Regions from separate parts of the Homo sapiens genome. Here all the other regions are linked to region 1. Evidence: chromatin contacts called from ENCODE Hi-C or POLR2A ChIA-PET data. All regions are on one chromosome and are shown on one strand. Each heading gives the region's core, a stretch centred on a gene start or an enhancer-like site at or near the end of the contact. The rest is flanking DNA. Distances are from core to core; before and after follow the strand shown.

Region 1 (3,223 bases), core at 74-2,573:
AACCCTTACCCTGTAGGGTATACATTAGTAGTAGTTAGTGTCAGAATTGAATTCAATTGTAGAACACCCACAGTTGATGTCAGAAAACCGAGAATTTGTTACTGTAAAACTGATGCACAGGATGTCTTTTTCAAATTGGGTGGCCTCTAAGAAGGCTTTCAACTGAGTCTAGCTGAAAATTTGATGGATTTAAATCTTACTTTCTCCTTATAAACTATTTTCTTTCTCCTTATAAACAATGAAGATATGTATAATGTCCTCACATCTCCCCTTTATGGAACGGAACTAGAAGGGAATCAATTAACCCATTTATGCCAGAGGTTGCAATTTTTTGTGTGTGAAAAATCAGACTTTGGTGATGACCCTGAGCAGTAGGATATAAATAACTCCCACAAGCTTAGCAGCCCAATAATGGAACACTAGGCATAAATGGGTTAAGGGCCAACTTCCAAACTGAACAACAGTAGTTTGATGATTAATATGATTCTTTTATGATTAATATGTCAGAAATCTGATGAAATGTTGTATCCAAAGTTCATAAGCAATTTAATCTGCAATTATTGTTATAGAAAGTAAATCAACAATTCCCTTGATTTTCAATAACTATGAAACTATATGGGTACTGCTCAAAGGCACACGCCATGGTACAACTATTTCTAAAAAGCTCAGTCTTAAAAAACAAAGCTTCTAACAGTAGTTTCAAGCACAAATCTCCAAGAAAATGTGCACCTTTCAGACTAAACGTCATAAAAATAATTAGTGTTATTAACCTTAGTGAAAAATAAAATTCTGGCTTGTAAAACAAACACTTTTTAGTTTCAGATAATTTAGCCAGAATGGTCACACACATTAATTTTTGTGGTATTTTAATTGAAAGGTAAATAAACCAAAGTCTCAAAAAAAAATTCTGATTATGACATGAAAATTCATCTCAATTTAAAGCAATATCAAAAGTTAATCAAAACAAACTTACTGTCTGGTCAAATTTGTACATAAATACCTAAATGCTCCTTCAAATGCAAATAAATAAAATATTATTGGTAATTAACATTATATGCAAGTCTAGTAAATTATTCAACCATATTTTATGGTAGCTGAATACTAAAGGACCTTAAGCTTTTACCTGTCTAAAAGAAAGTTGAAAAGACAATGCACAGAATGAAAAAAAAGTTGTGAATCATATATTTCATAAGGGACTTGTATCTAGAACAAACAACTCTTTCAACTCAATAATAAAAAGACAATAAAATTTTAAAATGGACAGAGACTTCTGGTTGTAAAACGGTGGTACAGAAGTAACCTGGCTTCACTCACTGCCACAGGAAACCAAAACCACAAATACAGTGCTGACACGATCATGAGCAATATCCCGAACTCAAATATGAGGAGACAGTTCCCAAGGCCACAAAGAAGTGAAAAAACTCTGAGCAAAAGAAAGCAAATTAGACTTTCATAATCACAGTGCCCCTCCCCTCAATCTGTCCAGCACCAAGCATGCAGAAAACTTTCCCAACTCAGAGTTGCTACACTGGAAAAAGTATAACTGAGGTGGACAACTGGCTTCTCCACCATCTTGGGTTTGTTGGCAAGAGACCTATCCCTGTCCTAATAACTGGGAGCAGTGGAAATACCTAAGGGAGAAATAATCCCTGAAAACCACCAGAAATAAAGAGAAGAGGTCGGAGGTGGGACTACCATCCCTAGTCCTGGAAACTCTGCTATGTAACTCAGCCAAAAGAGATGCCAAGTTGGAGTGGCTGTTCAGCAGCACCACACTGTTAAGAGGTTCATTTCACAGGTTCATTGGACATGAACCTCTACCCAGAGGTTAGGTGCTGAAAAGGAGGCAGCAACCTAGCAGATTTAAGAAAAAAAAAAAAAGAAAGAAAATTAACAGGTAAACTTCAAAGAATCTCTAAGCAAGCATATTCGATAAAAACCAAAACAAGCCAGATAGAGAAGACTAGAATAAATAACTAATCCTTGAATGCAAAGACACAGATGTATATCCACAACAAACAACAGAAAACAGGGAACCATGACCTCAAACAGACAAAGCAAGGAACCAGTGACTGACCCTAAGAAGACAGTGACATGAGCTTTCTGATCAAGAATTCAAAATACCAGGTATAAGGAAATTCAGTAACTTTTACAAGGCAAAGCAGAAAAGTAATTAAGAAATTTATTAGAGAAATTTAGCAAGGAGATCAAAATAATACAAAAAAAACCAAACAGAAATCGAAATTGAGAAATACATTTGGTGAACAGAAAAATTCATTAGATACTCTCAATAGCACAATGGAAACTAAATAACCTACAAGACAACACAGAAAAGTAATACAGAAATTTATTAGAGAAATTTAACAAGAAGAGTGAAATAATACAAAGAAAACAAACAGAAATCAAAACTGAGAAATACATTTGGTGAACTGAAAAATTCATTAAAGTCTCTCAATAGCAGGATATATGAAACAAAAAAAAGTCAGTGAGCTCAAAGACAGGCTATTTGAAAATACATGAGGAGAAAAAAGAAAAAAACCAATGGAAAGGAATGAAGGCTGCCTTTAAGATACAGAAAATTACCTCTAAAGACAAAATCTAAGAAATTTATTGGTATTTAAGAGTGAGGGCTCTTGTTAAGCAAGGGAAAGGGGCAAAAAGCTTATTTCAAGAAATAACAGAAAAAAATCCCAAAAACTTGAGAAAAAGATAAATATCCAGGTACAGGAATAAAGGTAAGACAACACCAAATAGATTTGATGCAAATAAGACTACTCCCAAGTTATATAATAATGAAACACTCAAAGGTCAAGGACAAAGAAAGCAGCAAGAGAAAAGAAGTAAATGATGTATACAAGTGCTCCAACTTGTCTGGCAACAGACATCTTAAGAGAAACTATAAAGGCCAGGAAAGAGTGGAATGCCATCTTCAACGTGCTTTAAAAAAATGCCATCTAAGAATAAAGTATTGAGCAATGCTATCCTTCAAATATAAAAAAGAGGGTTTTTGGTTTGTCTTTTTATTTTTTAAATCTTCTTTTGTAGTGATGGGAATCATGCTATGTTGACCATGCTGGTTTTGAACTCCTGGACTCAAGCAATCCTCCCATCTCTGCCTCCCAAAGTGCTAGGATTATAGGTGTGAGCCATTGTGCCCAGTCAAATACATAGTCTTTCCCAGACAAACTTAAGCTAAGAGAATTCACCACCACCAGAACCACCT
Region 2 (3,219 bases), core at 7-2,506, 36 kb after region 1:
TAAACAAATTTCAGAAAGAGGTATAAATAAATAAGCAAACCGCGGAGAGAAATGGAATTTTTAAAAAGTCCAAGTAATCCAAAAGAAAAAAAGAACAGATAGACTAACATAAACCAGATACCATAGTGGTAGATTTTAATCCAACCATATTACCAATGTTGATAAATATAAACAATCTAAACACACTAAATAAAAGAGACATGTCAAAATGAAAGACAGAGATTATCAGACTGGATAAACAAGTAAGCCCATCTATATGCTGACTATAAGAAACCCATATTAAGTGTAAAGATACAGATAGGTTGAAAGTGAAAGTAAAACAAAAAACAAAAACAGAAAAAATATGTTGGGAGACAATTCTCCATGGGTCTCTGTTGAGGTAGCTGCCTTTGAACCTACTTCTCAGTATCTGGTCTGCAACCATCTCCCCAGTTACTCTTTATTAATAAGTGATACAATGGAGAGATGGAAATCTCATGTCTATTGCTAATATGTATGAAATTCATGGCAAACTTCAGTTTTTGACATGATATACCATGTAAATACTAATCAAAAGGAAGCTGAAGTGGTTATATTAATACAAGGCAAAGAAGATTTCAGAACAAGGAATATTACCAGAGATAAAGAGGCTGTCCGCCAGAAAGGCACACCGATCTTAAATATGTATGGATCTAACAAACTTTCAAAATACATGAAAAAAAAACTGATAGAACTGGAAAGAGAAATAGACAAATCTATTAAGTTGGAGACTTCAACACATCTCTCAGTATTTTATAGAACGAGTAGGCTATAAACATATGGAAAAACTCAATCTCTCACTAGTGATGAAAAATGTACAAACCCACAATGAGATGTTTTAAATTAATTCCTAATTTAAAACTTAAGTCTGACAATCCTAAATATTGGTGAAGATGTGGAACATCAGAAACTCACACTTCTGGTGGGAGTATAGATTGGTATGATCACTTTGGAAAACAATTTGGCATTACTTAGTAGAGATGTGCTCATATTTATAATTTAAAATTCTTATGACGAATAAATAGTAAATATAGATTCACTCAGCAAATATTAAAAACAAAATAAAGCCACAGAATGTAAGTACAACACCCCGTTAGGCCTAACTAGACACCGAGACTCACATAACCCAAACAGGCTGGTTATACTTAACATGTCAGGCAGGAGTCCTCATTGCAATTCGGGGGCTAGTATCTTTGGCCCTCTCAGGTGGCAGATCAAGTGTAAGAGAATGAGAGCATAAGGTCCTTGCAGTAGCTACTCTAGCTTACAGGTACCAAATAGCAACCAATATCTCCAGTCTCATAGGCATAGCTTCCTGAGCTTCAGCAACAGATTTGCTTAGTTGCAAGAGTTATCACACTCAGGGAAGTCCAAAGCTGTTAACGGTATAAGTACCAGTATTTACAATTCATTCACAGTCCTCCTCTGGTCCTTATGCAATTCAGTAATCATGAGTCATTATTACCATAAGCAATGGTGCTCGGTTATACAACTGATATTCTACCTTATCAAGCTTCCAAGTGAACAAAGCTAGGAAGTTAAGCCAAGGCCAAAACTGTCCGAAGAGAAGAAAGGTTAATGTTACAACAAATAAAGAGATTCAATTTAGAATGGCACTAAGCTAAACAACTATTAATATATTTCACTGAATCCAAGATGCTAGTGATTATGACATAATTAATTTTTGTACTAAGAAAAGTGCTGTTAAGTAAATATGGTGCACTACTGATTGTAAGACATATCCTAATTACTGAGATGCACAAGGAGGGAAAATATACTTCTTAGAATTGATGAAATACAGAATAATCCTTCTCTAAATTTTTCACTAAAATATTTAAGACATACAGTAAATTTTCACTTAACTTTGTTGATAGGTTCTTGGAAACCTAAACTTTAAGAAAAACTTTGTAGCAGATCTCCAAATGACATTTTGTTCAACTTCATTTTATTATAACAATGAGAAAAAAACGGTTTCATTATATGTGATTTCACTTAAAGTCACAATTTCCAAGAACCTGTCATGGACATTAAGCAAGGACTTACTGTGTAACTCTTTTCTCTACCTTGGGGACACGGTCTGCTCCAACAGAAACCAGTCCCCTACTAAAAATTTTCTAAGACATGTAATACCTCTGTTCATCTACTCTAAAAACAACCAATATCAACATAATTGACGCAGCATAGCTGTCTTCATCCTGGCATGTTAAAAAGCATCCAAAATCTAAATAAATGAATTAGCTCCCATCACTGATTAAATCACTAAAAGTCCTAAGGGCCTTTACAACCTGGAGGCTTGCATGCAATGTTCTGGTAAAATAAATAAATAAATAACAAAAATTTAAAAAAAAAAACTGTTTCAGGTTATCCATAAATATGTTAGTTCCCATATACCAGCGAACTGTGCAAGGAGAAAAGTGGAAAAAACCTTAAACCTCAATCCAGTAGAGGTACACTAAGTGAATGTTTTCATCTAAGTGGGTTGTATACGATCATTAGTTCTTTATGCTAGGGAAGGCAAATCTATCTTTTTATAAGCAGAAAATAAATATGATTAAAGTGAACTTGCCATACCCTACCTACTGGCAAACACTAGGCTTGGAAAAATAGCCCTTGTTCATAGATAGGTATGTATGGAATGGGACCTAAACAAACATTCAGCAGCATAGATAAAACATCTTCTTAAAAATGCCAAAGAAAAGAATCTGTGATAATTTATATTTAGAAACAGAAAAAATGTAAAAAGTATATGCTGTGTGTTCTCAACAACATACATATAGGAAGAAATAAAAAGACAGACTTATATGCAGTCTAAGATATAAATGGAACTCTTAAGAGATAAGAAAAAAGAAATGAATAGAAACAACAATTTAAAAAACTACATTTTGGTACATACACTTTTAAAAATGAGTTCTGTTATCTATGTTTTCCAAAAAGGAAAACAGGGCCGGGCATGGTTGCTCACGCCTGTAATCCTTGCACTTTGGGAGGCCTAGACAGGTGGACTTCCTGAGCTCAGGAGTTCAAGACCAGCCTGGGCAACATGGTGAAACCCCATCTCTACTAAAATACAAAAAACTAGCTGGACATGGCAGCGTGCGCCTATAGTCCCAGCTACTTGGGAGGCTGAGGCAGAAGAATTGCTTGAACCTGGGAGACGGAGGCTGCAGTGAGCCACGATCGCACCACTGCACTCCAGCCTGG
Region 3 (3,571 bases), core at 695-3,194, 45 kb before region 1:
CTGCACAGGGTCTTGGCCGTGGGTACAGCTCAGCACTGTCAGCCCCTAGTTGGGAGGCCTTGCCAGGGAAGGCTGGCAGTGGCTGCAGGAAGCCTGAGATGCCACTCAAGGGGAGGCCACTGAAGGACTGGTTGAGTGCAGCCCTGGCCAGTGAGATGAGGAGGCTGGGACCATGGCCCTAGCCACCCGTGTTTCCTCCGGTGAAATTTGTGATACTCACCAAGAAAGAACCACTTATGGTGTTTTAGTAATGTACTGAACTTTGCAAAATATTAATTCAAAATAAATGCATTTTCCTTCTTAAGTAATACGGTTTTCCGTGAATCAAAGTACAGTTAAAAAAACTATTTTCTTTCACAAATTTTTTTAAGCTGTATAGAAAAAAAGCAAAGCTACTTGATTTAATGCAAGGTTTCATTTTCATATTCAGTAGAGTGTTTACTGAACATGCAACATTTACCTCTTCAAGTCAATAAAAAAAAAAATGCCTCTTCACAACACACATTTTCTCTGAATTACAATACTGAATATTTATGGTAGCACTGTTACTTACTGAAAACAGGTGACTCACTCAGTCTTTGGGTCAAAGGCTGAAAAGTCTGACTATTTTCCATAAGGTTCAAAATTGCTTCTTCATTAATAAGAGCTTCTTCCACTTTGTGTCTAGTGTGACCTTAATTTGACAAAGAATAAAAAAAATTGAAGCAATGGCCTAAATCCAAAATTTATCATTTAGAATTTGTGTAAATTTGGAAGCATTACCATATAAACCTATTTTAAATTTCAAAATGTTAATGATGCATGCCAAATAAAAACATAATAAAAAGCCACAGAAATATTTAACCAGTCACATGGATTTATCAAAACAAACACTGAATCTATAAATCACCAAATATTTATAACCTCTTTAATCCTACTTAATGTGTGTAGTTATATTACTCTGATAAAAATCACTGCATATTCAAATATATAAAGTGAAAAGGAAAGATAAACTATCTTATTTGAATACTAAAATTCTTTATTCTCTATGGTTCAAAAACAACAAATTTAGAATAAATGTTTTTGAACTCTCCTAGAAAAAAAAAATTGACAGTGCTCATTATTTGACACATGTGTATTGGACTCTCTTTTGAATGCATAAAAAATAAAGAGCTTAGTGTAATCCCTAATGGGGCGTGTGTTGGTTTTTCATGCCTGTTTGTGAACTGTAGTTGTGGTTTCCCATTTCATTGCCATAACTGGGCAGAAATAGTTTTTAAGTGCTATAAAAATACAAAGAAATGGTTAAGCAATTAAAAAATTCATTTTACATTAATATTTTTCAGAAAGCTTTCATTATATATCACATTCATTACATTTTCATGATATCAAAAAATATTAGTCCATGTGGCCATATGGAATCCTCCAACAATTGCCGTCCCCTGAAGGAACACCAAACTGAACTACCCACACAAGAAAGCGCCTTCATTAGAATAAAAAATCAGGAGAGCAATCACAGTACTTGGTTTTAACAACGTATCAAGGAAAGAGGCAGCGAAGAGGGTAGAAAAGACAGTCGTGAATTGCTGACAGCACCTCCCATCTCTCAGGCAGTGGTCTTGAGGCACGGAGAGAGAAATCTGTGCTTAGGAGAGACAGAACAGAGTGAATATGGGACTTTGCTTTGCATTGGAACTCAGTGCTACCCTGTCACAGTGGAAAGCAACGTCCCTGTCACAGTGGAGAGCGACACGGTATAGAATTTAGCCAGCACCCATGAGGAGAGGATTTGACCAGCCCCAGCCAGAGGGAAACTGCCCATCCCAGCAGTCCAGAACCTGAGTTGCAGCCAGCCTTACTACTATGGGCTAAAGTGCTTTGGGATCCTAAATAAACTTGAAAGCCAGTCTTATCCACAAGGACTGCAATTCTTGGGCAAGTCCCAGTGCTGTGCTGGGCTCAGAGCCAGTAGACTTGGGGTACACGCGCCTGGTGAGAGAGTAGCTGGGGCAGCTAAAGAATTATTTGTGTCACCCCCCCTCCCCCAACCTTCACAGTCCCAGGCAGCACAACTCGCAGCTCCAGAAGACTCTTTCATTCCACAAGAGGACAGGAGAGGAAGGAGTGAAGAGAACTTTATCTTGCAACTTGGATACCAGCTCAGCCACAGTAGAGGAGGTAGAGTCGTGACACACATATTCCAGGCCCTAACTCCTGGATGACATCTCTAAACACACCCTGGGCCAGAAGGGAACCTGCTGCCTTGAAGAGAAGGACTCAGACCTGGCAGGGTTCATCACTTGCTCACTAAAGAGCCCTTTGGCCTTGAGTAAACACAAGTGACACTCAGGCAGTACTTGCTGCAGGCCTCGGGTGAGACCCAGGGACATGCTGACTTCAGGTGTGACCCAGTGCATTCACAGCACTGGGAAAAATTGAAAGCCCGTTCTCTAAGATCTGGAACAAGACAAGGATGCCTAGTTTCACCACTGTTATTCAACACAGTACTAGAAGTCCTAGTTAGAGTAATCAGACAAAAGAAAGGAATAAATAAAGTGCATCCAAATTGGAAAGGAAGAAGTCGAATTATCCTTATCTGCCGATGGTATGATCTTATATTAGGAAAAACCTATAGACTCCACCAAAAAACAAATTCAGCGAAGTTGCAGGATACAAAATCAACATATGAAAATCAGTAGCATTTCTATATGCCAACAGTGAACAATCTGAATAAGAAACCAAGAAAGTAATCCCATTTACAATAGCTACAAATAAGATACTTAGGAATAAACTTAACCAAGTAAGTGAAACATCCCTACAATGAAAACTATAAAACACTGATGCAAGAAATTGAAGAGTACACCAAAAAATGGAAAAGATATTCCACGTTCATGGATTGGAAGAATCAATACTGATAAAATGTCCATGCCTACCCAGAGCAATCTACAGATTCAATGCAATCCCTATCAAAATACCAATGATATTCTTCACAGAAACAGAAAAAAAAAATCCTAAAATTTATAAGGAACCACAAAAGATCCCGAATAACCAAAGCTACTCTGAGCAAAAAGAACAAAACTGGAGGTCACATTACCTGACTTCAAATTATACTACAGAGCTATAGTAATCAAAACGGCATGATACTGGCATAAAAACAGGCACACAGACCAATGGAATAGAGAACCCTGAAATAAATTCATGACTGCAGTGAACTCGTTTTTGATGAAGGTGCCAAGAACATACCTTGGGGGAAAGAACAATTTCTTCGATAAATGGTGCTGAGACATTGGATATCTACATGCAGAAGAATGAAACTAGACCCTGATCTCTCCACCATATTCAGAAATTAAATCAAAATGAATTAAAGACTTAAATCTAAGACTCAAACTATGAAAATACTAAAAGAAAACATTGGGGAAACTCTCTAGAATATTGGTCTGAGCAAAGATTTTTTGGGAAATATCCCCAAAGCACAGGCAATCAAAGCAAAAGCAGACAAATGGGATCATATCAAGTTATTATACAAAGCTTCTGCACAGCAAAGGAAACAATCAACAAAGTGAAGAGACAACCCACAGAATGGGAGGAAATA

Evidence for each region. Hi-C counts contacts between places; a loop is a spot of excess contacts on that map. ChIA-PET counts read pairs that join two places held with the same protein, here RNA polymerase II (POLR2A). Pooled maps may share reads with other maps.
Region 2: a map of endothelial cell of umbilical vein shows a loop between it and region 1 (2.6-fold over the local background). The contact joins two enhancer-like sites. A Hi-C loop is called at or near these places in 25 of 168 maps with a recorded cell type or tissue (CD4-positive, alpha-beta T cell, CD8-positive, alpha-beta T cell, Calu3 and 19 more), 2 of 37 single-sample maps with no recorded cell type and 23 of 50 pooled maps. POLR2A ChIA-PET finds 5 or more read pairs at or near these places in 5 of 52 experiments (AG04450, GM12878, MCF 10A and 2 more).
Region 3: a loop to region 1 is called in a map of PC-3, with 2.5 times the contacts of the local background. The contact joins two enhancer-like sites. A Hi-C loop is called at or near these places in 2 of 168 maps with a recorded cell type or tissue (B cell and PC-3), 2 of 37 single-sample maps with no recorded cell type and 2 of 50 pooled maps. POLR2A ChIA-PET finds 5 or more read pairs at or near these places in 1 of 52 experiments (activated T-cell).

What each region holds. Positions count from the first base shown.
Region 1 is chr6:111,426,153-111,429,375 of GRCh38, forward strand. The region is part of intron 1 of REV3L (REV3 like, DNA directed polymerase zeta catalytic subunit); the gene reads right to left. Among named protein-coding and RNA genes, the nearest start is that of REV3L, 55 kb to the right of the region's middle. RefSeq lists a silencer at 1,241-1,441. Within about 2 kb of position 1,324, at least 7 of the 41 ENCODE cell types and tissues checked have a DNase peak (open chromatin) inside an H3K27ac peak, as active enhancers do; they include Panc1 and endothelial cell of umbilical vein, where a contact is called at or near this core.
Region 2 is chr6:111,461,760-111,464,978 of GRCh38, forward strand. The region is part of intron 1 of REV3L (REV3 like, DNA directed polymerase zeta catalytic subunit); the gene reads right to left. Among named protein-coding and RNA genes, the nearest start is that of REV3L, 20 kb to the right of the region's middle. Within about 2 kb of position 1,257, at least 3 of the 41 ENCODE cell types and tissues checked have a DNase peak (open chromatin) inside an H3K27ac peak, as active enhancers do; they include Panc1 and endothelial cell of umbilical vein, where a contact is called at or near this core.
Region 3 is chr6:111,380,772-111,384,342 of GRCh38, forward strand. REV3L (REV3 like, DNA directed polymerase zeta catalytic subunit) reads right to left here. Exons shown (of 32, transcript NM_001372078.1): 10 at 554-673. Among named protein-coding and RNA genes, the nearest start is that of REV3L, 100 kb to the right of the region's middle. Within about 2 kb of position 1,945, at least 3 of the 41 ENCODE cell types and tissues checked have a DNase peak (open chromatin) inside an H3K27ac peak, as active enhancers do.